Regions from separate parts of the Homo sapiens genome. Here region 2 is linked to region 1. Evidence: read pairs that join two places in POLR2A ChIA-PET (ENCODE). Cell type or tissue: CD4-positive, alpha-beta T cell. All regions are shown on one strand. Links, peaks and the distances in the headings refer to the core of each region. The heading gives the core; the rest is flanking DNA. Region 1 has its middle 9.7 kb from the start of GIPC1. Region 2 overlaps TECR (trans-2,3-enoyl-CoA reductase).

The links. ChIA-PET counts read pairs that join two places held together with the same protein. Peaks named below come from ENCODE experiments on the same cell type or tissue, not always from the same donor. Only the 100,000 strongest peaks of a DNase experiment are listed, where the experiment ranks them.
Region 2: POLR2A ChIA-PET joins it to region 1 with 10 read pairs; 23 of 35 experiments call an interaction of 5 or more read pairs at or near these places.

Annotation. Positions count from the first base shown.
Region 1 is chr19:14,498,512-14,513,096 of GRCh38, forward strand. No RefSeq gene overlaps it. Among named protein-coding and RNA genes, the nearest start is that of GIPC1, 9.7 kb to the left of the region's middle. In CD4-positive, alpha-beta T cell, for the core only: a CTCF peak has its summit at 7,111; DNase peaks (open chromatin) are centred at 7,100, 8,630, 9,490 and 10,063; H3K4me3 peaks cover 590 bases; H3K27ac peaks cover 2,235 bases.
Region 2 is chr19:14,550,887-14,565,471 of GRCh38, forward strand. TECR (trans-2,3-enoyl-CoA reductase) reads left to right here. Exons shown (of 13, transcript NM_138501.6): 2 at 11,639-11,689; 3 at 12,320-12,371; 4 at 12,772-12,816; 5 at 12,914-13,017; 6 at 13,096-13,211; 7 at 13,296-13,401; 8 at 13,900-13,972; 9 at 14,063-14,106; 10 at 14,180-14,237; 11 at 14,316-14,404. It also overlaps a transcript of DNAJB1 not described here. Among named protein-coding and RNA genes, the nearest start is that of NDUFB7, 14 kb to the right of the region's middle. RefSeq lists enhancers at 795-1,294, 4,748-5,629, 5,630-6,510, 11,957-12,764, 14,381-14,585 and silencers at 5,876-5,975, 13,654-13,803. In CD4-positive, alpha-beta T cell, for the core only: CTCF peaks have their summits at 5,929 (motif pointing right) and 6,128; DNase peaks (open chromatin) are centred at 5,215 and 5,945; H3K4me3 peaks cover 616 bases.

The DNA.
Region 1 (14,585 bases), core at 4,256-12,255:
TTCAAGCGATTCTCCTGCCTCAACCTCCTGATTAGCTGGGATTACAGGCACCCGCCACCACATCTGGCTAGTTTTGTATTTTTAGTAGAGACAGGGTTTCATCCTGTTGGCCAGGCCGGTCTCGAACTCCTGGCCTCAAGTGATCCAACTGCCTCATCCTCTCAAAATGCTGGGATTACAGGCATGAGTCACTGTGCCAGGCCCATTTGTTTGTTTTTTGATAGAGACAGGGTCTCACCATGTTGCACAGAGCTGGTCTTGAACTCCTGGGCTCAAGCCATCCTCCCTCTTTGGCCTCCCAAAAGTGCTGGGATTACAGGTGTGAGCCACCATGCCCAGCCCTCCTTCCCGATTTTATAGCTCAAGAGGAATGCCTAAAAGCTGAGGCTGGGAAGTCCAATGGTGAGCAGCTTAGATGTGAGCGCTACCTCTGTTCCTTTAAAAGAAAAAAGAGGCCGGGTGCAATGGCTCACGCCTGTAATCCCAACACATTGGGAGGGTGAGGCGGGCGGATCACAAGGTCAGGAGTTCGAGACCAGCCTGGCCAACATGGTGAAACCTCGTCTCTACTAAAAATACAAAAATTAGCTGGGTGTGATGGTGGGCGCCTGTAGTCCCAGCTACTCAGGAGGCTGAGGCAGGAGAATGGTGTGAACCCGGGAGGCGGAGCTGGCAGTGAGCCGAGATTGCGCCACTGCCCTCCAGCCTGGGCAACAGAACGAGACTCCGTCTCAAAAAAAAAAAAAAAAAAAGAAAAAGAAAAAACAGAAAAAAGAAAAAAATTCCATCCTTGAATGCCAGCTAACACATGCAGAAGGGAAGGTTGTGTGCGTTAGAACATCATTGTTTTGCTGAGTGCAGTGGCTGCAGCCTCTAATCCCAGTGACTTGGAGGCTGAGGCTGAAAGGATCCCTTGAGGGCAGGAGTTCGAGACTAGCCGAGGCAACATAGCAAGACCTCCATCTCTACAAAAATGGGTGTGGTGCTGTGTGCCTGTAGTCCCAGCTACTCGGGAGGCTGAGGCAGGAGGATCACTTGAGCCCAGGAGTCGAGGCTACAGTGAGCTATGAGCTACAGCTTCCTATGTGCCAGGCATCATTCCAAGAACTTCCTATTTATTAAACCATGTAACTCTCCTGATGACCTAGGTGCAGTTTTACACATTGTATATTTGTCCTCCCACTCTGTCAGGGGAAAATTTGCTTCACCCATGATATCCTTCATTGGAGGGAAATTCTTAATTTTGATATAATAGAACTCACTGTGAAGTTATATTAAGAATGCTTGGCTGGGCACACTAGCTCATGCCTGTAATCCCAGCACTTTGGGAGGCTGAGGCAGGTGGATTGCTTGACACCAGGAGTTCAAGACCAGCCTGGGTAACATAATGAGACCCTGTCTCTACAAAAAATAATAAAAATTAGCCAGAAAAGGAGGCACTGGACTATAGTCCCAGCTACTCAGGAGGCTGAGGTGGGAGGATCACTTGAGCCCAGGAGTTCAAGCCTACAGTAAGCTATGATCACACCACTGCATTCTAGCCTGGGTGACTGAGCAAGACCCTATCTCCCAAAACAAAACAAAAGAAGGCCTTTTCATCCCTATATGGCAAACTTATACTTCCACATTTTCTTTATTTTTTTTTTGAAACAGAGTCTCACTCTGTCACCCATGCTGGAGTGCAGTGATGTGATCTCAACTCACTGCAACCTCCACCTCGCAGGCTCAAGCGATTCTCACGCCTCAGCCTCCCGAGTAGCTGGGATTAGAGGCATGTGTCACCATGCCTAGCTAATTTTTTGTATTTTTTAGTGAAGACCGGGTTTCACCATGTTGTCCAGACTGGTTTTGAACTCCTGGCCTCAAGTAATCCGCACGCTTTGGCCTCCCAGAGTGCTGGGATTGCAGGCATGAGTGAGCCACCGCACCTGACTCTTCCACAGTTTCCTTTTTTTTTTTTTTTTTTGAGACGGAGTCTCGCTCTGTCTCCCAGGCTGGAGTGCAGTGGCACGATCTTGGCTCACTGCAAGCTCTGCCTCCCAGGTTCATGCCATTCTCCTGCCTCAGCCTCCCGAGTAGCTGGGACTAGAGGCGCCCGCCACCATGTATGGCTAATTTTTTGTATTTTTAGTAGAGACGGGGCTTCACCGTGTTAGCCAGGATGGTCTTGATCTCCTGACCTCGTGATCTGCCCACTTTGGCCTCCCAAAGTGCTGGGATTACAGGCGTGAGTCACTGCGCCTGGCCCCATTTTCATTTCTTCATTCTACGTTTTTTGGTTTTGTTATTTTATTTATTTATTTATTTATTTATTTTGAGACAGAATCTTGCTCTGTCGCCCAGGCTGGAGTGCAGTGGCGTGATCACGGCTCACGGCAACCTCTGCCTCCTGAGCTCAAGCAATTCTCCTGCCCCAGCCTCCCGAGTAGCTGGGATTACAGGCTATGCCACCACGCCTGGCTAATATTTTTGTATTTTTAGTACAGACAGGGTTTCACCATATTGGCCAGGCTGGTTTCGAACTCCTGACCTCATGATCTGCCCACCTTGGCCTCCCAAAGTGCTGGGATTATAGGCATGAGCCACTGTGCCCGGCCCATTCTATGGTGTTACTTTTCCTGAGTCTTTATTCCATCCGTAGTCCACCTGAGGTTGTGGGGTAGAATGGTCTTCTTTTTCTCCATAACCTGTGCTGTTCAGCAGCTCTGTGACCTTGTGTGAAGCCCATCCTCTTCTGTGCCTCGGTCTCCTCATTTGTAAAATGGAGATAATAATAATACACACCAGCCGGGCGTGGTGGCTCACACCTGTAATTCTACCACTTTGGGAGGCCGAGACAGGTGGATCACTTGAGGCCAGGAGTTCAAGACCAGCCTGACCAACATGGAGAAACCCTGTCTCCACTAAAAATGCCAAAAATCAGCCGGGTATGGTGGTGTGCACCTGTAATCCCAGCTACTCAGGAGGCGCAAGAATCGCTTGAACCTGGGAGGTGGAGGTTGCAGTGAACCGAGATTACTCCACTGCACTACAGCCTGGGTGACAAAGTGAGACCTCATCTCAAAAAAAAAGGCCGAGTGTGGCGGCTCATGCCTGCAATCCCAGTACTTTGGGAGGCCAAGGTGAGTGGATCACCTGAGGTCAGGACTTTGGGACCGGCCTGGCCAACATGGCAAAACTCTGTCTCTAGTAAAAATACAGGCCAGGCGTGGTGGCTCACACCTATAATCCCAGCACTTTGGGAGGCCGAGGCGGGTGGATCACGAGGTCAGGAGATCGAGACCATCCTGGCCAACATGGTGAAACCCTGTCTCTACCAAACATAAAAAAATTAGCCGGGTGTGGTAGCAGGCGCCTGTAGTCCCAGCTTAGGAGTCTGAGACAGGAGAATGGCGTGAACCCGGGAGGTGGAGCTTGCAGTGAGGCGAGAGCCTGCCACTGCACTCCAGCCTAGGTGACAGAGCAAGACTCCGTCTAAAAATATATATATAATATATATATATATAAATTCGCTGGGCATGGTGGCGTGCACCTGTAATGCCAGCTATTCTGGAAGCTGAGGCAGGAGAGTCACTTGATTCTCGGGAGGCAGAGGTCGCAGTTAGCTTGATTCCGGAGGCGGAGGTTGCAGTGAGCTGAGAACATCCCACTGCACTCCAGCCTGGGAGACAGAGCGGGACTCCGTCTCCAAAAAAAACAAAATAAAATAAATAATAGTACACACCTCCTTAGGTGGTTATCAGCATGTTAGGATTAAATGGGCTATTCCATGTCAAATGCCCCGATGGTGCCAGGCAGATAGTAAGCACTTACTGCATACCAGCTGCCATTACTAAAATGTGCTGAGGGCACAATCATAGATAGACGCAATATGTCATAATGGACACACCATAGAAATAGAAACCTGTATTGGATCCTCGCTGTGTGTCAGGCTCTGTGCTGGTCGCTTTTCATGTCTAATTTCACTGGATCATGTTGAGCTCCTGGGGATGGGACTGATAGCACCCCCACTCTACAGAGGAGGAGACTGAGGCTCAGAGAGGGGAGACATGAGCTGAAAGATGCACAGTAACTCATCGATGTGGAATCTTAGCTCCAACCCCAGGACATGAGACGTCCCTCAAGGGAGTGAGTTCTACTTTCTTCAACTTTGGGGACAGGGCGGACTGAGATGTGGGGGACAGGAGGGACAGCACCAAGGGACATAGCCCCAGCCAGGTGATCCTGGAGGCAGGGCTGAGTCCTGTGGCCTCAGGTTACAGCCCCAGCACTGTCACCTGCCTTTTTGGTTTGTTTGTTTGTTTTTAATTGAGACAGAAGTCTTGCTCTGTCTCCCAGGCTGGAATGCAGTGGCGCAATCTTGGCTCACTGCAACCTCTGCCTCCCGGAGGTTCAAGCAATTCTCCCGCCTCAGGCTCCTGAGTAGATGGGATTACAGGCACCCAAAACCATGCCTGACTAATTTTTGTATTTTTAGTAAAGACAGGGTTTTGCCATGTGGGTCTTGAACCCCTGACCTCAGGTGATCCACCTGCCTCAGTCTCCCAAAGTGCTGGGATTACAGGCGTGAACCACTGCGCCCGGCCTGACACCTGCCTTTGACTGCTGGGTTTTAGGAAGTGACACCCAGCAGCTCTGCAGGTCACACTGTTTTCTAGAGGGGTCTTTGCAGAAGCAAAGAGAAACAAATGGCAACAGTGGTGATGATAAACACCACACCAGCCCTTCTCCCTGAACTCCTGAGGTATTTCTCTGTCTTGCTTTCTCTATAAGGACATCTCAGGGCATCTCAAACTGAACCCATCTGGAATTGAGGTCTTGATTGACACCCCAAATGTGCCATTTACCCTGTCTTCCCCTGCATGGTGATAGCAATTCTTTCAGTTGATCAGGCCCCAAACCTTGGAATAAGACTTAAATACTACCTACCTTCCTTCCTCTCTCTCCTTCCTTTTTTTCTCTCTTTCTCTCCTTCCTTCCTTCCTTCGTTCCTTCCTTCCTTCTCTTCTCTTCTCCTTTCCTTTTTTTCTTACTTCCTTTCCTTCTTCCTTCCCCTCCCTCCCTCCCTTCCTCCCTTTCCCTCTTCCTTCCTTTCTTTTCCCTCTCCTCTCCTCTTCTTTTCTTTCTTGACAGAGTCTTGCTTTGTTACTCAGGCTGGAATACACTGGCAAAATCATGACTCCCTGCAACCTCAACATCCTGGGCTCAAGCAATCCTCCTACCTCAGCCCCTCAAGTACCTGGGACCACAGGTACGGGCCACTACACTCAGCTAATTTTTAATTTTTTGTAGAGATGGGATTTTACCATGTTGCCAAGGCTGGTTTCAAACTACTGAGCTCAAATGATCCTCCTGCCTTGGCCTCCCAAAGTGCTGGGATTACAGGCATAAGCCACTGCCCCAGCCGACTCCTACCTTTCTCTCATAGTCCAGCTCTGTCAGCAGCACGTCCTATCAGCACTACTTTCTTTTCTGTTCTTTTCCTTTTTTTAAATCCCAATGGGCAAGCAATGACAGTGAAACTCACAGACACATCAGATATTTTTAAAAAGCTTTTCTTATAGGCACAATATTTTCTTTTCTTCTCTCTCTTTTTTTTTTTTTGAGACAGGGTCACGCTCTGTCATCCGGGCTGAAGTGCAGTGGTGCCATCATAGCTCACCGTAGCCTTGACCTCCTAGGCTCGAGTGGGTGTCCTACCACACCCAGCTAATTTTGGTATTTTTCATAGAGATGGGGTTTTGCCATGTTGCCCAGGCTGATTTTGAAGTCCTGGGCTCAACCTCCTGCTTCAGCCTCCTCCCAAGTAGCTGAGATTACAGGAGGGAGCCACCTATCTCATCTCTGGCCCAAGATATACATACATACATACATACATACATACATACATACATACATACATATATTTAAAGACAAAGTCTGGCTATGTCGCTCAGGCTGGAGTGGAGTGCAGTGGCACGATCTCAGCTCACCGCAAACTTGGCCTCCCAGTTTCAAATGATTCTCAGCCTCAGCCTCCCAAGTAGCTGGGATTACGGGTGCATACCACCAGGCCCCGCTGATTTTTTTTTCTTTTTTTTTTTTTGCAGTTGCAAGATTTAATAGAGAGAAAACAAAGCTCCCATTCAAAGGGAGGGGACCCAAAGGGGGTAGCCATTGCTGGCTTGAATGCCTGGATTTATATCCCGATCATTGTCCCTCCCGCTGTGCTCTCAGGTGATAGATGATTGGCTATTTCTTTACCTCCTGTTTTTGCCTAATTAGCATTTTAGTGAGCTCTCTGATTGGTTGGGTGATTTTTGTATTTTTAGTAGAGATGATGTTTTATCGTATTGGCCAGGCTGGTCTTAAACGCCTCACCTCAAGTGATCCGCCCTCCTCAGCCCCCCAAAGTGCTGCAATTATAGGTGTGAGCCACCGTGCCCGGCCCCAAGATGTATTCTTGGGTGGGTGTGGTGGTGCGTGCCTGTGGTCCCAGCTACTTGGGAGGCTGAGGTAAGAGGATGACTTGAGTCCAGGAGGTCGAGGCTGCAGTGAGCTATGATCGCACCATTTCACTCCAGGCTGGGCAATAGAATGAGACCCTGTCTCTAATAAACAAAACAAAACAAAGCCAAAAAAAAAAAAAAATCAGCCAGGTGCGGTGGCTCATGCCTGTAATCCCAGCACTTTGGGAGGCCAAGGTGGGTGGATCGCCTGAGGTCAGGAGATTGAGACCAGCATGGCCAACATAGTGAAACCCCACCTCTCTTAAAAATACAAAAATTAGCTGGGCGTGGTGGGACATGCCTGTACTCCCAGATACTCGGGAGACTGAGGCAGGAGAATCACGTGAACCCCCGAGACCGAGGTTGCAGCAAGCCGATATTGCGCCGCTGCACTCCAGCCTGGGCGACAGAGCGAGACTCTGTCTCAAGACAAAAAAAAAAAAAAAAAAAAAAAAATCCTGGGCTACTTTCGCCCCACCTGCTCCGACCTCTCCCGGTCCAGCCAGCCCCATCACCTCCTGCCTGGTGGTGCGGTGAATGGCTTCGGTCCTGGTCCACCCGCTCTGCCCTTACCCCTACGGTCAGTTCTCCGCACAGAGGCCAGGGGGCGCCCGTGAGCACCCAAATCAGGTCACCTCCTTTCTCTACGGAGGACCTCCCCCCAGGAGGCCATGAGCCCCCAAAGAACCTGCCCCTGTGAGCCAAAGTGTTTTTTATTTTCAGGTGTCACGCCTGGCTACATTGATGTCCAGCATAATATTCCTGGGGAACGTTGGGGCCCCATGAAGGCAAACAACCCAGGTCCCAGCTCTGTCTTCCTGGTAAAAGCAAATCAGGCCTTGTCCCTCCTAACTCTCAATTTCTCTTCCAACTCAGGAATGCAGGGCCTGGCCTGTCTCATTCCTAGACACGCCCTGCCCTGCTCTCTCCTGTTCTCTCGATTCCAGTCACACCAGGCCTGTGTGTGTGTGTGTGTGTGTGTGTGGATGGCCCTGTGGGGGAGTGGTTCCCAGATCTCCAGCCTAGGGGCCTCTTCCCCGGGCCTTGGCTCCAGGAGCCCCTCCCTGCGCCCTAACAAGCTCCTGTCCCTTGGCCTGTGTGTCCAGGGCCTGCCAGGCGTCTTCCCCTCCACGCTGCGGGCTATGGGAAGTGGCTCGGTCAGTTTAATGAGTTGAATGATGCCCCACCCTAAAATATATGTCCACATTCCAGAACTGTGAATGTGACTTGACTTGGAGTAAGTGTCTTCAAAGATGTAATTCAGTGGAGGATCTCGAGATGAGATCATCCTGGATTAGGGTGGCTGGCCCCGAAATCCAATGATGGGTGTCCTTATAAGAGATGGAAAAGGAGAAGACACAAAGACACACAGAGGGGAGGGCCACGGGACGGCAGCGGCAGAGATTGGAGCGATGCAGCTACAAGCCCAAGGAGGCTAAGGATTGCTGAAACCACCAGAAGCCAGGAGAAAGCCGTCCTCACTTGTTAATGCCAGGTACAGGGGCTCATGCTTGTAATCCCAGCACTTTGGGAAGCCAACGCAGGAGAATTGCTTGAGCCCAGGAGTTTGAGGCCAGCTTGGGCAACACAGTGAGACCCTGTCTCTACAAAAAATTTAAAAATTACGCTGGCATGATGGTGCATGCCTGTGGTCTCAGCTACTTGGGAGGCTGAGATAGGAGGATCGCTTGAGCCCAAGAGATCGAGGCTACAGTAAGCCCTGATTGTGCCATTGCACTCCAGCCTGGGCAACAGAGTGAGATCCTGTCTCAAAACAAACAAGCAAGCTGGGTGCAGTGGCTCATGCCTGTCATCCCAGCACTTTGGGAGGCCGAGGCGGGCAGATCACCTGAGGTCAGGAGTTCGACACCAGCCTGGCTAATATGGTGAAACCCTATCCCTACTAAAAATACAAAATATTAGCTGGGCGTGGTGATGTGTGCCTGTAATCCCAGCTACTTGGGAGGCTGAAGCAGGAGAATCACTTGAACCTGGCAGGCGGGTGCTGCAGTGAGCTGAGATCGCGCCACTGCACTCCAGCCTGGGCGACAGAGTGAGACTCTGTCTCAACACCACCACCACCAACAACAAATTACTTGTCGTTTGAAGCCACCCAGTTTGTTGTGGCAGCCCTAGGAAACGGAAACCCACAGGTGTGTTTCCTAGGAGACTGTGAGTTTCACGAGCTCCATCCTCCCTCCCCTATGCCAGATGGCCAAGTTTTCTGCTTGGCGCATCTCCTGAGCCTAGCACTGAGGTGTCCCTCAGGAACTGTGCCCATAGACTAGTCTACAGATTGTGAAGTAGAAACAGGTCCCCCATGCCAGGCGCGGTGGCTCACGCCTGTAATCCCAGCACTTTGGGAGGCCGAGGTAAGGCAGATCACCTGAGGTCGGGAGTTCGAGACCAGCCTGGCCAACATGGTGAAACCACGTTGCTACTAAAATTACAAAAATTAGCTGGGCGTGATGGTGGGTGCCGGTAGTCGCAGCTACTCAAGAGGCTGAGGCATGAGAATTGCTTGAATCTGGGAGGTAGGTGTTGCAGTGAGCTGAGATCATGCCACTGCACCCCAGCCTGGATGACAGAGCAAGTATCGGTCTCAAAAAAAAAAAAAAAAACAAAAAGAAAAGAAAAAGAAAAAAAGAAACAGGTCCCTCAGGAAAGAGGGGCTCTCCCGGACTGAATATCTGCTTCTCCCTGGTGGGAAAGCTGAAGGAATTGGGGTATGGGGGTGGGGTCCCTGGCAAGGGTGGTGGGGACTACTAGCTGACCCGAGGGCTGGGTTATCCTTCCTCTGCACATACCATGACATGAACTATCGTAGGAAAAATGTTGCAGGTCCTCTTGTCTGAATTACTTTGTCACTTAATTACTCACTTAACAAACACTCAAAGGGTCAGTTCCGGGGCAAGCATCACTCTGGCAACTGGTGATACAGATTATTAGGATGTAGTTGGTGACCTCAAGGGAACTCACAGTTGCCACAAAGCGGGGGACATTTTTTAGTATTCTCCTGCCGTTGTCTCTCCTGCCCCACTGACAAAGAGGGAAGGTGTCTCAACTAATAATCAGGGAGTTTGAGAAATCAGCCTCTGCTTCCCCTTGGGCAAGTGTGATGTCAACAGACTATGAAAGTACTTTCAGCCAGGAGGGGTGGCTCACGCCTGTAATCCTAGCACTTTGTGAGGCTGAGGCGGGTGGATTGCCTGAGCTCAAGAGTTCGAGACCAGCCTGGGTAACATGGTGAAACCCTGTCTCTACTAAAATATAAAAAATTAGCTGGGCGTGGCAGCATGCACCTGTAATCCCAGCTACCCAGGAGGCTGAGGCAGGAGAATCGCTTGAACCTCGGGGGCAGAGGTTGCAGTGAGCCAAGATTGCGCCACTGCACTCCATCCTAGGTGACAGAGTGAGACTCCTTCTCAAAAAAAAAAAAAAAAAGAAAGAAAGTGCTCTCAGGTCTGTGGGAGAGAAGATGAGTGCATGCTCTTTAAGGCCTAGTTTTTTTGTTTTTTTTTTTTGAGACAGTGTCTTACTCTGTCGCCCAGGCTGGAGTGCAGTGGCGAGATTTCGACCTCAGGTGATCCACCCAGCTGAGCCTTCCAAAGTTCTAGGATTACAGGCGCAAGCCACCGTACCCAGCCAAGGCCTAGATTTTAATAGAGAATATAGATAGATGCTTCTTGTTTGTGTTGTGCCATTTTTAGGTGTTTTTTTTTTCTTTCTTTCTTTCTTTCTTTTTTTTTGACAGAGTGTTGCTCTGTCACCGAGGCTGGAGTGCAGTGGCACAATCTTGGCTCAGTGCAACCTCCACCTTCTAGGTCCAAGCGATTCTCCTGCTTCACCCTCCAGAGTAATTGGGATTACAGGCACCTGCCACCACGCCTGGCTAATTTTTGTATTTTTAGTAGAGACAGGGTTTCAACATGTTGTCCAGGCTGGTCTCGAACTGCTGACCTCAGGTGATCCACCCACCTCGGCCTCCCAAAGTGCTGGGATTACAGGCGTGAGCCACTGCGCCTGGCCCATTTTTAGTATTTAGTGGAAGTTTGGTGCATTGAGATTTCCTTTATTCTTTCCTTTTTTTTTTTTTTTGAGACAGAGTTTCACTCTGTCACCAAGGCTGGAGTGCAGTGGGGCAATCTCAGCTCACTGCAACCTCTGTCTCCTGGGTTCAAGCAATTCTCCTGCCTCAGCCACTGGAGTAGCTGGGGTTACAGGTGCCTGCCACCATGCCCAGCGAATTTTTGTAATTTTAGTAGAGACGGGGTTTCACTGTGCTGGCCAGGCTGGTCTGAAACTCCTGACCTCAGGTGAGCCATCCGCCTTGGCCTCCCAAAGTGCTGGGATTACAGGCATGAGCCACTGTGCCCGGCCCAGCTTGACTTTTAGATATAATGTTTCAGTTTTTAGTAGAGATGGGGTTTCACCACATTGGCCAGGCTGGTCTCGAACTCCTGACCTCAAATGATCCACCCATGGTGGTCTCCCATAGTGCTGGGATTACAGGCATGACCTGCTCCGCCTGGCCTGGGGCAGGTTTTCTGCCAAGTGCTTTAGATATATTTGCTAATGTTATTCACACTTGCTCTATTCCTGGCCTGGATAAAGCGCTTCTCAGGGATTAGCTGTCTGAGTTCTAGCTCCAGAAGAGTGAGAAAGGAGGGGCTGCGATGTTTGATTAGTCCTGTTATACATGGGAAGAAACTGAGGCTCTGAAAGGTTTTGTCATTTGTTTGAGGAAATGTGGTGAGCAGAACTTGGACTTGGCACCCCCCTACCCCAGAAGCTGGGTTCTTCATCGCTATGTTCTTTTGTTTCCTAAATGCACTAACTCACCCAGATGTCACAGCATCTCTATGAGAGCTGCACTTCTGTTTCCCGTTTCTTCTGTTTTTTTTTTTCGAGACAGAGTCTTGCTCTGTCACCCAGGCTGGTGTGCAGTGGTGGGATCTGGGCTTACTGCAGCCTCTACCTCCCAGTTTCAAGCGATTCTCCTGCCTCAGCCTCCTGAGTAGCTGGGATTACAGGCACCTGCCACCACGCCCAGCTTTGTATTTTTAGTAGAGACAGAGTTTCACCACGTTGGCCAGGCTGGTCTTGAACTCTTGACCTCAAGTGATCCATCCGCCTCGGCCTCCCAAAGAGCTGGGATTACAAGCATGAGCCACCACACCTGGCTAATGCTCAGCTAACGTTTTAGGAGGGTGGATCACCTGAGGTCAGGAGTTCGAGACCAGCCTGACCAACACGGTGAAACCCCATCTCTACTAAAAATACAAAAATTAGCTGGGTGTGGTGGCGGGTGCCTGTAATCCCAACTACTCGGAAGGCTGAGGCAGGATAATTGTTTGAACTTGGGAGGCGGAGGTTGCAGTGAGCTGAGATTGCATCATTGTACTCCAGCCTGGGTGACAGGGCAAGACTCCGTGTCAAAAAAAAAAAAAAAAAAAAGAAAGAAAAGAAAAGAAAAGAAAAGAAAAAAAACAAAAGCAAGCAATCAAACTGGGACTCAAATCCGGAAGCAAGAACGATGTGAGAGGAGTCAGGGGTCGCCAAACACTAATTTAGATCTTCACACCCAGCTGGGTGGACCTGCCAGAATAAAGGTGGGGAATAGCACAGGAATGAGGAAGCTCTTTATGTTCACAGCATCTTGTGTGAGAAAAAAAAAAAAAAAAAGCGGAGTGTACAGTATGTACTCCTTGTGTAAAAAAAGAAAAATGTATTCCCCGCAGCATCTCAGGAAAGGCGCAGGAGAGACGGGGAACATTCGTATCCAGTTCGGGGGTGTGGAATCGGATGGTAGGGTGGGAGGGAGGACTTTCACTCTCTGTATCCTTTCCAGTGTTGTATTGTGATTACACAGTCAAAAAATAAAACTGAAAATTTAGAAATTGTGTTTATGCTTATGTAAGCACAGACTCATCTCTTGGAGGAAGCACAAAAATGGTTTTTTTAAAAAAGGAAAAAAAGGCCGGGTGCAGTGACTCACGCCTGTCATCCCAGCACTTTGGGAGGCTGAGGTGGGCGGATCACTTGAGGTCAGGAGTTTGAGACTAGCCTGGGCCAACATGATGAAATCCTGTCTCCACTAAAAATACAAAAATTAGCCGGGCGTGGTGGTACGCGCCTGTAATCCCAGCTACTAGGGAAGCTGAGCCAGGAGGGTCGTTTGAGCCTGGGAGGCAGAGGTTGCAGTGAGCCGAGATTGCACCACTGCACTCCAGCCTTGGCGACAGACCGAGACTCTGTCTCAAAAATGAGAAAAGGAAAAAAAAAAAAAAAAATCTGTGATGCCAATGCCAGTGTCTATAGTGGTGCAGTAGGATGGGGAACTTCAGGGCCAGGGGAAGGATGGGAGGACTCGGCTTTTCACCATAGGCCAAATGGACCTATTGAGTGCTGTTCTATGATTATAAAAAAAAAACACTGCTGGTATTGTAATGCAGGTGGGTCAAAGAATGAGTCAGTTGCACACGTCCTGTCATGGAAGGAGCTCTGAGACCTGATCAGAGATGCAGCATGGAAAAGTGAAATAAATCCATTAAAGAAAGCCCAAGGCTGAGCCTATAATCCCAGAGCTTTGGGAGGCCAAGGTGGGAGAATCGCTTGGGGCCAGAGCAACATATCAAGATATCAAGATATCGGCCAGCGCAGGTTCACGCCTGTCATCCCAGCACTTTGGGAGGCCGAGGCAGGTGGATCACTTGAGGTCAGGAGTTCAAGACCAGCCTGGCCAACATGGTGAAACCCAGTCTCTACTAAAAATAAAAAATTAACCAGGCATGGTAGCACACGCCTGTAATCCCAGTTACTCGGGAGGCTGAGGCAGGAGAATCGCTTGAACCCAGGAGGCAGAGGTTGCAGTGAGCCGAGATTGCGCCACTGCACTCCAGCATGGGCAAAAGAGCAAGATTCCGTCTCAGGAAAAAAAATTAAAAAAAAAAAAAAAAAAAAAGGAAGGTAGAAGTGGCTCACGCCTGTAATCCCAGCACTTTGGGAGGCCAAAGCAGGCACATCACGAGGTCAAGAGATCAAGACCATCCCGACCAACATGATGAAACCCCATCTCTAGTAAAAATACAAAAATTAGCTGGGCGTGATGTCATGTGCCTGTAGTCCCAGCTACTCAGGAGGCTGAGACAGGAGAATCACTTGAACCCGGGAAGTGGAGGTTGTAGTGAGCCAAGATTGCACCACTGCACTCCAGCCTAGGCAACAGAGCAAGACTCCATCCCCCTCCCCGCAAAAAAGTTAACATATCAACAAATCATCTCTACAAAAATTAGACAAATTGGCTGGTTGTGGTGTGGAGTGCCTGTGGTCCTAGCTACTCAAGAGGTTGAGAGGCGGGAGGATTGCTTGAGCCCAGGAGTTTGAGGCTGCAGTGAGCTATGATCCTACCACTGCACTCCAGCCTGGACAACAGAGTGAAATCCTGTCTTCAAAAAAAGAAATTAAAAAAAAAATCCTGAGTGCGGTGGCTCACACCTGTAATCCCAGCACTTTGTGAGGCCGAGGGGGCGCCGATCACTTGAGGTCAGGAGTTTGAGGCCAGCCTGGCCAACATGGTGAAACCCCATCTCTATACTAAGAATACAAAAATTAGCCTGGCGTGGTGGCGCACGCCTGTAATCTCAGCTACTTGGAAGGCTGAGAATTGCTTGAACCTGGAAGGTGGAGATCGCAGTGAGCCGAGATTGCACCACCGCGCTCCAGCTTGGATAGAGCGAGACTCTGTCTGAAAAAAAAAAAAAAAAAAAACAAGCCCAAGACTTTGGGAAAAGTTTGCATGTGGGTGCACCAGATATCCGGCCAAGATAGACAAGCCAAGTAGTGGCCTTTGAGCAAAAAAATGCATGTGTGAAAGGTCTTTGGGCCCTTTTACCACCAAGATTTTCCCCTCAAAATCCCACCGTCCCACTCCTCACACTGCTACCTGGTAGGTTGCTTGGCCGTGTTTTTTGTGAAGTTCCCAGAATTGTATATACCTCAAGGCTTCGTGCACCTTTATGTTTGTGACACTTCAGTATGAAGTTCACAGGGACTTGGTGTATAATGGAGACTTGGGGGTGGGGATGGCAGCCCTGG
Region 2 (14,585 bases), core at 2,316-10,315, 50 kb after region 1:
GTGTCGAACTCCTGACCTCAGATGATCTGCCCACCTTGGCCTCCCAGAGTACTGGGATTACAGGCATGAACTACCACACCCGGCCGCTCCTTTTACTTATGAGGACACTCCTTTCTCTTATTAAGTCCACCTTAAATTCAGGATAATGTCATCTTAAGATCCTTAATTATATCTGCAAAGACACTATTTTTTTTTCTTTTTTTGATATGGAGTCTTGCTTTGTCACCCAGGCTGGAGTGCAGTGGTGCGATCTCGGCTCACTGCAACCTCCACCTCCCAGGTTCATAACGATTCTCCTGCCTCAGGCTCCTGAGTAGCTGGGATTACAGGCACCCACCACCACACCCAGCTAATTTTTTTGTATTTTTAGTAGAGATAGGGTTTCATCATGTTGGCCAGGCTACTCTCGAACTCCTGACCTCAGGTGATCCACCCACCTCGGCCTCCCAGAGTACTGGGATTACAGGCGTGAGCCACTGCACCTGGCCAATTATTATATTTTGTGTAGAGAAGGAGTTTTGACATGTTGCACAGGCTGCAGGAATTCCCTAATTCCTAAGCAGTCCCTGTGTTAGATGGTCTTGCAGGCACACCCATTTACTAGTTGGAGAAGCAGACAGGCAAGGCAGGTCTGACACCGCCCCCTGTGGCAGTGCCTCTCAGTCAGCATTGAGGACGCGCCCCTGCTTTTCTAGGCCCATTGGCTGTCTTAGCTAGTGACAGGAAAACATGCAGGAGGCATTGCCACAGCTGTAAACCCTGCCTGGGCCCCGCTGTGGTATGAGTTGCTGATAGACCTTTTGCTCTGGTACAGCCTGGCTGTGTGAGGCTGTGGGGCAGAGGCCAGCGGGCTGGGTCCTCAGGCCAGGCAGAGAGGCTCAGTTCTTGGTGTCTGCTGGAGGATCGCATCCAGGGTGGTGGGTTTTTTGTTTTTTTGTTTTTGTTTTTCTTTTGTTTGGTTTTACCCTTATTTCTTTATTTCTTCCTTTCTTCCTCTTTTTCTTTCCTTTCTCTCTCTCTCTCTCCCCCTCCCTCCCTCCCTCTCTCTCTCCCTCCCTCCCTCTCTCTCTCTCTCTCTCTCTCTCTTTCTCTCTTTTTTTTTTTTTGAGATGGAGTCTCGCTCTGTCGCCCAGGCTGGAGTGCAGTCAGTGGTGCAGTCATAACTCAGCCTTGACCTCCTGGGCTCAAGCAGTCCATCTACCTTGGCCTCCCAAAGTGCTGAGATTACAGGCATGAGCCACCGCGCCTGGCCTTTTTCTTTTCTTTCTTTCTTTCTTTCTTTTTTCTTTTTTTTTTTTTTTGAGATAGCGTGTCTTCTGTCCCCCAGGCTGGAGTGCAGTGGTGCAATGATAGGTCACTGCAGCCTTGACCTCCCGGGCTCAAGCAATCCTCCCAGTCTGGCCTCCCAAACTGCTGGGATTATAGGCGTGAGCCACCGTGCCCGGCCTGCCTTTTCCTTTCTCTGTTGCACATAGCCCTGCTCTCTAGGATGGAGGCATTATTTTATTGTAGGAGCTTTGGGCCTGAGCAAGCTGGGTGGACACTCACATGGGCACTTCCAGGCTACTTACCTTGGGCGAGGGCTTCCTCGTTCCCAAGCCCCAGTTTTCCAAGCCACGTAACAGGCATCACAGTCTTTTTCTTTTCTTTTCTTTTCTTTTTTTTTGAGAGGAGTCTCGTTCTGTCGCCCAGGCTGGAGTGCAGTGGCGCAATCTCTGGCTCACTGCAAGCTCCGCCTCCCGGGTTCACGCCATTCTCCTGCCTCAGCCTCCCGAGTAGCTGGGACTACAGGCACCCGCCACCATGCCCGGCTAACTTTTTTTGTACTTTTAGTAGAGACGGGGTTTCACTGTGTTAGCCAGGATGGTCTTGATCTCCTGACCTCGTGATCCACCCGCCTCGGCCTCCCAAAGTGCTGGGATTACAGGTGTGAGCCACTGCGCCCGGCCCAGTCTTTTTCTTATAGGGCCTGGGTGAGGCCTGGGTGGCAGTCTCAGCATAGTCCTAGGTACAGGGTGAGCATCTGATAGATGTCACGTCTGAATGAAACGGGCGAGATCAGCGTCGCTCTGGGTGGGCCAGTGCTCCTCGGAGGCCCTGAGGGCACAACCGCAGGGATGGGTGTAGGCTGTGGGTACCACTGAGAATGGGGGGCAGGCCCAGGGCTGAGACCCAGGTTCTCCAACTTCCCACTGTGTTTGTCTTGTGCCATATTCATCCTCTATGAATGGCTGTGGCTGCTCGCCCAAGCCAGGAGCTCGTGCGTCCGATGACCATCTTCCAAGGCTGGATTGCTACCTGCTCGCTCGGGGCTCTGCTGGATGGGAACAGCAGCTCCAGCTTCTCCGGGTCCCGGGCTACCGCTGCCTCTGCACCTGGCCCTGGCCTCGGATCCGAGAGCCCAGAGACATTGGCATTGAGACCCTGGCACCTCTCGTCTTGCCAGCACAGGTAGAAGACAGGAGCAGAGCGGTCCAGGGACCTGGGAGTGGGAGGTCAGCCACTCTCAGCCCTTCCTCCCCACCCTGGGTGACATTCTGCTTCCACTGTGGCGCCTCGGGGAGGCTGGTGCAGCCGCCCCCGGGTGCCACTGAGAAACGAGGTCATACACTGAGGCCACTGGGGAAGGTGGTATTTCTGGCCGAGCAGGTGTGGCCTGTGCAGGGTTCCTGGCAGCTGAGCCCTAGGTCTTCTCAGCCATCCTGGCATTAGCAGGTTGACTTGATATTTCTGGAAGTGGGAAGGAAAGGGAGCCGAGAGGGCTGAGCCGCTGAGCCGGAGTCCAGATGAATGTGCCGGAGTCTCTGCATTTGTGATGGGGGCGAGGTGATGGGGGCGAGGTGGCCGGCGTGGCTCTGGGCATGATCGGGCCAGGCCTCCGACCTCTATGCTGGGCATTGGCTGGACAGGGAGCTCAGGCGATGAGTGCAGCAGCGCTTGTGCCCGGCGCGGGGATGGTGAGTGCCTGGCTGGCCAGCTGCAGGACCTGTCAGGCCCTTTGTGTCTTTACCTGGGGCCCTGGTTGCACTGACCAGGGCTCGCACCCCCAGCCAGGCCTCTTGTGCCCCAGACTCGGGAGATGCTTCCTACCAGGAAGTGCAGTCCCCTGCGGGGTCCGAGAGAGCCTGCCGGAGCTTTGAGCTCAACAGGTGGGCTGTGCGGCACCACATCAGCTCTGCAAGGGGGCCCTGGAGGCCCATGTGTGGTGGGGTATGGCCTGGCTTTCAACATGCACGCGTGGTCTTCTGGGCTCTGGGATTTACTGCTTAGATCTTGGCCTCTTCATCTGTGAAACGGAGCTAATGGCTCCTGCTCCCTCCGGCTGCTGCAGGAGAGATGTCTGGGAAGCTGTGGCAGTTCCAGCCCCGGGCAGGGAACGTGAAATAACTGTTGGTCGCTGTTCTCACTCATCACCATTAGGCAGGTCACGTCCTAGGACACACAGAAGTTTCAGGTTCATAAGCCATGGGAGATGAGGCCGGCCCAGAATCCAAGCTTCCCGCTCTGGCCCGGGTCTGCCCCTCTTCTGGGGCTGAGAGGGCAGGCAGGTGCCTTGCTGGGTCCTGTGGTGTGGACTCTGCCGCCAGCAAGGCCATTGAACCTGCTTGTTTACAGCCGGGAGAGGACTGGGAAGCACCAGTCTTGGCTTGTTTGTGAAGCTGGGGAAGCCGAAGCTCCAGAGGCCTTCTGTGCATGGCTGTGTGTGCCAGGCCTTCAGGCTGCGCCTCCAGGGGATGAGCAGGAATTGCAGGCTCAGCTCTTCCAGCCTTGGCTCAGGTGGTGCCTGCTCCTCCCTCCTTCCCTGTACCTCTCATCCCCACACCCACTCCACTCTCAGGCCACACCCACTCTTCACCTCCACATCTGTCCAGAATTTCACTGCTTGTCTCTGCCTTGTGCTTTTTTTTTTTGAGATGGAGTTTCACTCTGTCACCAGGTTGGAGTGCAGTGGCCTGACCTCTGCTCACTGCAACCTCCGCCTCCTGGGTTCAATCGATTCTCTTGCCTCAGCCTCCTGAGTAGCTGGGACTACAGGCGTGTGCCACCATGCCCAGCTAATTTTTGTATTTTTAGTAGAGATGGGGTTTCACCATGTTAGCCTGGCTGGTCTTGATCTCTTGACCTTGTGATCTGCCCACGTCCGCCTCCCAGAGTGCTGGGATTACAGGCGTGAGCCACTGCGCCTGGCCTTGTTTTTTTTTTTTTGAGACAGGGTCTTGCTTTGTCCCCCAGGCAGGGGTGCCGTAGTGTAATCAATCATGGCTCACTGCAGCCTGGAACTCCTAGGCTTAAGCGATCCTTCTGTCACAGCCCCTGAGGAGTAGGTAGGACCATAGGTGCGAGTCACCACACCCAGCTAATTTTTTATTTTTGTTTTTTGAGATGGAGTCTTGCTCTGTGGCCCAGGCTGGAGTGCAGTGGTGTGATCTCGGCTCACTGCAACCTCTGCCTCCTGGGTTCAAGCGATTCTCCTGCCTCAGCCTCCTGAGTAGCTGGGATTACAGGTGCCCACTGCCATGCCCAGCAAATTTTTTTGTATTTTTATTTATTCTTTTTTTTTTTTTTTTTTTTTTTTTTAGACAGAGCCTCACTCTATTGCCCAGGCTGGAGTGCAGTGGTGCAATCTTGGCTCACCACAACCTCCATCTCCTGGGTTTAAGTGATTCTTGTGCCTCAGCCTCCCAAGTGGCTGGGATTACAGGTGTGTGCCACCACACTTGGCTAATTTTTGTGTTTTTACACGGGGTTTTACCATGTTGGCCAGGCTGGTCTCGAACTCCTGACCTCAGGTGATCTGCCCACCTCAGCCTCCCAAAGTGCTTGGATTACAGGTGTGAGTCACCATGCGTGGACACAGCTAATTTTTATAAATACTTTTTGTGGAGGCAGAGCCTTGCTATTTTGCCCAAGCTGGTCTTGAACTCCTGGGCTTAAGTGATCATCCTGTCTCAGCCTCCTAAAGTGCTGGGATTCCAGGCGTGAGCCACTGCGCCCAGCCCACTTTTCACCTCTCTATAGCTCCCTCTTTGCTCCCAGCTTCTGCCCTCACTCCTCCAGTCTGTTCCACCCAGCAGTGGCAAGCAGGTAAAGCTGGGGAAGCCAAGTCTTGAACCTGAGCCAAGTCTCATCCCTCCTCTGCTCAAGAACCCTCTATGGCTGCCACTTCACTCAGAGTAAAAGCTAACGTCCTCCCCGTGGCCCACAAAGCCGTGGCACAGACCGCCACATCACCTTTCTGCCCTCACCTCCTCCCACTCTCTCCCTGACTCACTCTGCTCAGGCCACACAGGACTCCTTCCTGCTCAGCCACGCTAGGTATGGTCCAGCCTCAGGGCCTTGGCACTTACTGTTCCCTCTGCCTGGACTGCACTGGTTCCCCCACTGTCTACTGGCCTTTGTTCACACGCCACTTTCTCAGAAAGGGCTTCTCTGACCACTCTCAAATGGCCATCCTCTTGGAGGTTGCAGTGAGCCGAGATCGCGCCACTGCATTCCAGCCTGGGCGACAGCGAGACTCTCTCAAAAAAAAAACAAAAACAAAAAAAACCACATTGTGACCTCCCCCACAACCTTCTAGTTTTGTTCACAACTCTTGGTGACAAAACATGCTATGGCTATCTGCCCCCACCCCCTGCTTGCCCAGCACGCACAGGCTAGAATTCAGGTCCCATGAACCCCAGAGGCTGGCTTGGTTTTTTTCACTGCCATATCCCAGGAACTGGAACAGTGCCTGGGGTATGGGAAGGAGGGAGTCAGGAATGAATGAATGGATAAATGAATGCAGGCTCCCTGAGCTCTCTTGGCTGGTGGCAGGGCCAGGGTTAAGGTCCCATTCTGCACCAGAGCTGTCTCCGTCCCTGACATCGGCTTTGGGACTGTTCCTGAGCCGGCTGCTGCGGGTGCCCTTCCAGCAGGCGGGAGTAAGTCTGTGCGGCCACAAGGGGGCAGTGGGGAGCGTCGCAGCCTCCGCCGCTTGCAGCCAGTCATCCCGGTGGTGACGGGTCAGCTCGGCCTCTGCACCGAAAGTATCTCGCTATTGTTAGGGTTTGGGTTCACTGTGACCAGCTGGGCGAGGCATCAGTGCACCAGCTCTCTGGCCCTGGCTTCCTGTGGATGGGCCCCTTCAAGAGCATGGTCAGCGTCCCAGGAGAAGGGGCCTGTGGATCCTGCCAGGGTTTGGCCCCCTTGTGCACCTGGCATGGCTGTTCTGCTAGTGTTGGTCTAATCTTATTTATTTATTTATTTATTTATTTATTTATTTATTTATTTTGAGACAGGGTCTTGCTGTGTCGCCCAGGCTGGAGTGCAATGGCATAAACTCAGCTCACTGCAACCTCCACCGTCCTGAGTTCAAGCAATTCTCCTGACTCAACCTCCTGAGTAGCTGGGATTACAGGCACACACCACCATGCCTGGCTAATTTTTGTATTTTTATTAGAGACGGGGTTTCACCATGTTGGGCAGGCTGGTCTCGAACTCCTGGCCTCAGGTGATCTGCCTGCTTCGGCCTCCCAAAGTGCTGGGATTACAGGTGTGAGCCATAGTGCCCCGCCTAATCATATTTATTCTTTTTTTAAATTTTGAGATGGAGTCTTGCTCTGTCTCCCAGGCTGGAGTGCAGTGGTGCGATATCAGCTCACTGCAACCTCCTCCTCCTGGGTTCAAGCAATTCTCCTGCCACAGCCTCCTGAGTAGCTGGGATTACAGGCATGCACCACCACGCCTGGCTAATTTTTGTATCTTTGGTAGAGACGGGGTTTCGCCATGTTGTCCAGGCTGGTCTTGAACTCCTGACCTCAGGTAACCCGCCCACCTTGGCCTCCCAAAGTGCTAGGATTACAGGCATGAGCCACCGTGCCCGGTCATCATATTTATTCTTTTTTTTTGAGATGGAGTCTTGCTCTGTCGCCCAGGCTGGAGTGCAGTGGCGCGATCTCGGTTCACTGCAAGCTCTGCCTCCCGGGTTCGCGCCATTCTCCTGCCTCAGCCTCCCGAGTAGCTGGGACTACAGGCACCCACCACCGCACCCGGCTAATTTTTTGTATTTTTAGTAGAGATGGGGTTTCACCGTGTTAGCCAGGATGGTCTCGATCTCCTGACCTCGTGATTCGCCCGCCTCGGCCTCCCAAAGTGCTGGCATTACAGGCGTGAGCCACCACGCCCGGCCTATATTTATCCTTAATAAGATTTATCCTAAACTGGGGATGATTACGGTAACCCTGTCAGATGGCAGCTGGGGACAGCCCACTTTGCCATGAGTAGATGGAAGTTCAGAGAGGTTGGGTAACTTGCCCAGGGCCACACAGCCAGGAAATGGGCAGGTCTGCTTCTCTGGGTTGTTCACCCACCAGGCGGGCGGGTTCCCAGGAGCTGTGACAAGTGCTTAGACAACGAGAGCCCCCCTTTTCACTCCTCCTGCCCCCATTAGTAATATCTTCATGACCACAAAGACAGTGAAGACGGGCTCTGTTGCTTGCGGCACTCCCCTCTGGGCTTGGGAGGCACAAACCTCGCCCCTGCTCCCTCTTGCAGGGTGCGCTTCACGCCGCACCGTGTGTCCTGGCTCTTGGCTCTGCCCTGACCTCGTGCTGCGACGAGTTGCTGTTGGCTGGGCCCCGGGAATCTTGGGCCTCCTGGTGAGAATTCCTCTCAGGCTAGTGGAACTGTCATCACAGAGCCACAGGCCGGCAGAGCCACCAGCCTGTGCCCCAGGCCAGAGTGCCTGCCTGTCTGCCCGTTCCTGCCCTCTCCCTGCCCGTCGTGCCTGAGGCTATGTGGTCTCACCCCTTGCCCGTGGCCAGTGCTGGGACCTCGCTGACACCAGTAGCCCCCCTCCCACAGGTATCCCTTCATCCACCCAGAGCATCTCAGCCCCTCCCAGCCCCTCCGAGTGGCTCCGTGGGCTTCCTCAGAAGGTCCTGTCTGTCCTCCCTGCCTCACCGCTTCTCCTGGAGATGGGGCCAGAGCCTGCCACCTCCCCGTCTGTGCTCAGGATCCCCTGCCTGGGGCTCTGTTCAGCAGCTGCCTGTACCCTCTGCAGCCCTGGGCTTCCCCTGGGAGCCCCTGCCCCCTGTTGGCCTCAGGCCTGGGCAGGCGTGTGTGTGTGTGGCAGGCACAGAGCAGAGATTGGGGTGGCAGTGGGGTGTGGGGCGCGGAGCCCTCGATGAGGTCTCACATTAGGCCCTCCCTCTGAGGGGTGGGGAACCTCTCCTGCTCCTCCCACCCGACTGTTTTTATTTTGATGGGTATGTGGGGCCTGTTTGTTACCCCTCACCCCTTTAAACAATAATTTATTGAGGTGAAATTCATGTAACATGAAACTAACCATTTAAAAGTGAACAGTGGCATTGAGTGCACGTGCATCATTGTGCAGCCTCCACCTCTGTCTCGTCCCAGAACATTTTCCTCACTCTGAAAGGAGACCGGGTACCCAGCAGCAGCCACTCCCCATTCCCCCCGCCCAGCCCCTGGCCCCTCCAATTTGCTTTTCTGTCTGTCTGCTCTGGGTATTTTGCATAGATATGGGACCTTTGTGTCTGGCTTGTTTCCTAGCGTAACTTATTTCTTTTACCCCACCTGGAATATCTTATTTAACTTTCTTACTTAGAAATAATTATAGGCCGGGCCAGGTGGCTCACGCCTATAATCCTAGCACTTTGGGAGGCCGAGGTGGTGGATTGCCTGAGCTCAGGAGTTCGAGACCAGCCTGGGCAACATGGTGAAACCCCATCTCTCCTAAAATACAAAAAATTAGCTGGATGTGGTGGTGTGTGCCTGTAATCCCAGCTACTCTGGAGGCTGAGGCAGGAGAATCGTTTGAACCTGGGGGGCGGAGGTTGCAGTGAGTCAAGATCGCACTGCTGCACTCCAACCTGGGCGACAGAGTGAGACTCTGTCTCAAAAAAAAAAAAAAATTATAGAGACACAGGGAATTGCAAGAATAGTATGGAGAGGTCTCCTGCTCCCCCCAGAGCCTTTCAGTCCTCTCTCTAGGAGGAGATGGCCGACGAGCTGGGGATTTGGGGCAGGAAATGGGAGACGGACGGCCGTCCCACTGAGGACTCATCCTGCCCAGGTGGCCCTAGCCTTGGGCATTTCTTGTCTGTAGGGGCCCCTAGGTGCTGCCTTGCAGCCCGGGCTTACCTCCTTGCAGGTTTGGGCGTCTCCTCTCCTTGGGCCTCAGGCTGGCCTGGGCACCACTGCTGCAGCTGTGAGCGTGGCCCCTCTCTCGCTACCCCCTCCTGCCGCAGCCCGGCGTCCTCTCCCAGCAGCTAGCCGGGACCCCGATGGCCGTACTCTCCCTCTTGGGCCCTGGTTTGGTGCCCAGGTTGGGGGGAGCAGGGTACGATTTCACCCCTCCCACTAGCAGCTGGCTGGACAGGGAGAGGGGCTGGTTGTATTTTAAGCTGTTGAGTGGTTCAGCAGGAACTCGGAGGCCTTCTCTCCCTGTGGACGCTAGGCTGCCTTCCTACAGGCCACACGGGCTTGGAAGCATGTGGGCACTGCCTGCCTGGGGCCCAGGAACTATTAATATACCTGCAGCCACAGGGCAGGCCCCGTGCCCGCCCAGGGCCCTGCTGTGCTAACCCTTTCCCGTGGATCCCGCCCCGTGTCCTCTGTCCCTATCCTACATATCCCCTTGGTGGGGCCCAACGTCCTGCGTGGTGTGACCGAGCTCTTTTTTTCTGGCCCCTCCATGTGCCAGCTCTTTGGCCTTGTTATCGCTGTGGCTTGGAGGAGTTCAGTAACCTTCCCCTAGAGGCCACAAGGCCAGGCAGTGCCTGGAGTTGACAGCAGGGACTCAGGAGGCCCCGTGGGCCAGGATTTCCTGGCTGCTGGGCCCATTCCCACCCTCCTGTCCAGGAAGTGGGGGCGAGTGTGTCATGGCTGGGGAAATAGGCCCCCATGCTGTGGTGACTGCCAGGCCAGCAGGGGAGTGGGGATCTGAACCAAACCCACGGGCAACAATGCCTCCTATCCCATGGGGTGCCTCCCATCTGTCAGGGGTCACCTAGTGTACCCCATGCATTGTCTCAGGGGACCGTCACAGTCCTGGGAGGTAGTCTGCTTCCTACCTGCCCCCTTCTGAGGCCTAGAGAGAGGTGACATGCCTGGGGTCCCCCAGGGACTACAAGGCAGGGCTGGTTACGGTTCCCGAGTGCAGGCCACCAAGCCCCCTTGTCTCCCGCTGTCGTTGGGAATGTGCAGGAGGGGTACCCAGCTTCTCTGGCTTGACCGTGGTGCCCTCATCTTCAGGATGGGCCCTAGCTGCCGTGGCCCGGTCTCCCTGGGCTCTGGGTGGGTGGGCCTGCCCTGGGATGGCCCCAGCCCAGAGGTTTGTTTCTGAGCATTGTGTCCTGCTCCTTTTCCTCAGGCAGCCTCTGGGGGCCCCCGCTGGGTTTCTGTGGGTAGGAAGGGTCCCCCAAGAATTGCTGGCTGGTGGCTGACTTGGGATCAGGCCTGCCTGCTTGCCACGACCCCTGTATAATAGGATTGCACTGACCCCTGCATAGGGTGGGTCAGATCCCCGGGGGCTGCCTCCCTCCAGCCCTGCCCCTCTGCACCCCCATCGTTCATCACTGGCCTGGGGGCTCAGGGAGGGCTGGGCCAGACTCCTACCTCAGGGGCTGGCACAGGCCTGGCTCTTGGACGCAGGAAGCGCCGGGCTTTAGTGGGGCGCAGGTCCTGGGTGAGGGTGCAGTGTTTGGGCTGACTCAGTGGAAAGCCTGCCCCACAGGTGGCTATAAGGTGAGAAGTGGGTGGGGAGGAAGGTTGGGGAGACCTCATCAGCCCAAGCTGGAGGCGGTTGCCTAAAACTTCCACACACCCCGATCCTTTCCACACTTCGAGAGAGGCTCTCTGCACCCATAACTCCAGAATCTGTCACCTCCCTGGTAACACAAATGCACAAGGAAAATAATCCAAAGTGTCTCTTACAGCTCAGAAGGGGAAATGGATGATCTGTCTCGCGGATTCTCAAAATAGCTGGGATTTCTCCAAGCCCAGTGAACTCCCTAGGCCTGAGCTGCGGGCTGGGGCCTGCACGGCCCGCTGGCCTCTCACTCTCCTCTAGCCACTGGCTCTGTGCAGGGCGGGGGCTGGGAGGTGTTGTCATGCCTGCCCCTGGGGCTTTCCCTGTGCTGGTGCCGTTGAGGGTTTTGAGGTGACCACTCAAAAGCTGCTTTCAGGGCAGCCTGGCTCCCCGGGGAGACTCCCAAGCCCCCCTCAGAGAAGGTCTGTGGCATGGCTCCTGGGGGGCGCAGTCTGGGGTGGTTTTATATTTAGCTGGGCTGTGGCTGTGGTTGCCACTCGGGTTACATCTGGCACAGAAGTCGGCAGTGCCAGGGCCGGCACGGGCTCCTTTCCAGCACCGCGGCAGAATTTGATCGCGCTTGCCCGGCCCAGGGCTGCTTCCCGTGGGGAGGTCGGTGGTGGGGGCTGACGGCCGGCAGCTGGGGCTGCTGGCCACCGTGGGCAGAGCCGAGTGGCAGGGCTGGTGGCAGGCGGCATGGACTTGAACTTGAGCTTGTTGGCCCGGGAGGCCACCCCAGGCCTCCTCCCTGGCCTCAATGGGCTCCCCAGGCCCACACCCCCAAAGGTGGCCAAGAAACCTAAAAAGGCTGTTCTCTTCTTCGAGGTGGAGATTCTGGACGCAAAGACAAGGGAGAAGCTGTGTTTCTTGGACAAGGTAGGACTGGGGCGTGGGCTGCACTGGGCCAAGGGCACTGGGCCCGGGACCCCAATCCTTATAGCCCAGGAGCTGTCCAGTGGGGCCCTTTGTGCCCCACCCCCTGCCCTATGGAGGGGTATGCCCTCACTTGGGGTAGGGTGGATAGCCATGTCCCCTGGGTGTGGCGGGGAAATGGAGGCACAGGAGTCTCAGTGGACCCTGCGGGGATTTTGGTCCTGGGAGGGCGGTGGAGGAGTGAGCCTTGCCCCTGCTGAGGCCGGGCCTGGGGGAAGGGGCTTGCGCTGTCCCTGGGGAGGACAGAGGGCCTTTGCTCCTGGGAGAGTCATGGGTGAGAAGTGGAGAGGAGGGGCAGAGAAGCAGGCTTGCCTTCCCATGCTTAATCCGCCACTAGCCGGGCTGGGGGCCTGCTGGCTGAGGGTAAAAGTGGAGCCCCAGACCCCTGCTGTCACTGCACTGGCAGGGCCCTCGGTGGTCCTTCCCTGACTGCAGGCAGAGGCCTGGACCCCAGCCCTTCCCCCTTCCCATAGCTACAGCCCAACCCCCAGCCTGCCATCCCCTTTAGTACCTCCCCATCCTGAGTCTGGGCTCCCCGCAGAGCTGACGTCCCTGCGCCTGTGCTTCCCCCAGGTGGAGCCCCACGCCACCATTGCGGAGATCAAGAACCTCTTCACTAAGACCCGTGAGTTCTAGTCCCGGCCACACTGCCCCTGCAACCCCTTTGACCAGGGACCTTAGGGTGGGAGGGATCCCATCCTGCACCCCTCTCCCAGGGGCCTGCAGAGATGCCCCAGTGTGGCCCAGGCTTCTGGGGCGTGACTGGGGCAGGCGCCTCCACGTGGCACTCCGCAGGAACGCCCTTGCTAGGCTCTGGGAAGGACAAGATCCTGCTTCTGCCCGCGCTCTTCTGGCTTGTGTCCTGAAACCGCACAAGCCTGAGGGTTTGCCCCCAGGTGGGAGGAGCTGTGGAGTCCTGGGGTCCTTGCACCCTGGGAACCCTGAGAAGCTGGCACAGTGGCTGGGCAGCGGACCGGCTGAGCCCTGCCAGGCTGTGGGCTGTAACTGCCCTGTTCTCCCCGCAGATCCGCAGTGGTACCCCGCCCGCCAGTCCCTCCGCCTGGACCCCAGTGAGTACAGCTGTCCACTCGGCCCGCCCCCTGGGCTCCTGGGTGGCAGTGGGAGAAGGCCCGGGTAGCCCCTGAGCCCTGGCCCGCCTCTCTGCAGAGGGCAAGTCCCTGAAGGATGAGGATGTTCTGCAGAAGCTGCCCGTGGGCACCACGGCCACACTGTACTTCCGGGACCTGGGGGCCCAGATCAGCTGGGTGACGGTGAGTCCTGACCCTACCCACGGCCTCTTTTCCCGTCAGCCACGTTGGGTGACTCATCTTGCCCCCCTCTACTCTCAGGTCTTCCTAACAGAGTACGCGGGGCCCCTTTTCATCTACCTGCTCTTCTACTTCCGAGTGCCCTTCATCTATGGCCACAAATATGACTTTACGTCCAGTCGGCATACAGTGGTGCAGTAAGTGGGGCAGGTGGGAGGAGGGTAGGGGAAGGCAGAAGACCTGCCGGACCAGCCCCAGCTGAGCCTGCTCCCCCCGACCAGCCTCGCCTGCATCTGTCACTCATTCCACTACATCAAGCGCCTGCTGGAGACGCTCTTCGTGCACCGCTTCTCCCATGGCACTATGCCTTTGCGCAACATCTTCAAGGTGAGAGCCCGTCCCCGCCTCACCCCTAAGCCCCGCCTTTCTGCCCCACCCCGCCCCGCCCCCACCGAGCCCCACCCCAAGGCCCTTCCTGTCTGCCACTACGCCCCAGCAGAGCCCTACCCCTAGGCCCCGCCTAACCTCCCCAGCCCCGCCCTCGCAGAGCCTCTAGACCCCGCCCGTCCTCCCCAGCCCCGCCCCCGTCGGGCCCCTAGGCCTGCCTATCCACCCTAGTCCCACCCCTAGGCACCGCCTATCCCCCCAGCCCCGCCCCTGCAGAGCCCCGCCCCAGTTTCACCCCTAGGCCCCTCCTGTCCACCACGCCCTCACAGAGCCCTGCCCTAGCCTCACCCCTTGGCCCCGCCTATCCTCCCCAGCCCCGCCCCAAGGCCCCTCCTGTCCTTTCCCACCATGCTCCCAGGCCCCTCGGGATGAGACATGGGCAGCATCTGCCTTGTCCGGTGCTGGCCCAAGTCCCATCCCTGCCCTGCTCCCTTTCAGAACTGCACCTACTACTGGGGCTTCGCCGCGTGGATGGCCTATTACATCAATCACCCTCTCTACACTCCCCCTAGTAAGTGGCCTCAGACCATCCTTCCCTCCCCCACGGTCCCCACCCAGCGGGTCCTCCCCTCATGGGCTCCCCTCCCTGCTTCCTCTTCAGCCTACGGAGCTCAGCAGGTGAAACTGGCGCTCGCCATCTTTGTGGTAAGGAGGCTGGGTGTGGGGACGGGGTCGGGGGAGTCTGGGCGGCCCTAGGCTGATCCTGCTTCTCTGACAGATCTGCCAGCTCGGCAACTTCTCCATCCACATGGCCCTGCGGGACCTGCGGCCCGCTGGTGAGTGCCTGCTGGGGGCAGGGGGACAGCTGGGCTGGGTGAGGGGGTCTGACTTTCTCCTTCTGTCCTGCCTGCCAGGGTCCAAGACGCGGAAGATCCCATACCCCACCAAGAACCCCTTCACGTGGCTCTTCCTGCTGGTGTCCTGCCCCAACTACACCTACGAGGTGAGGGGCTGCCTTACCCCTCTCTGCCCTGGGACTTGGGGTCCCATGTGGAGGGACCAGCCCCTAGGATGGGGCGCCTGGCTGGGCAGCTGCTTTTGCCGCCTGCACTGCGAGCATTGGGAGGTGGAGACCGCGGCCTCTCTGCTGTGGTGGCGGGGAGGCGTGTGCCGCTGGGCTTCCG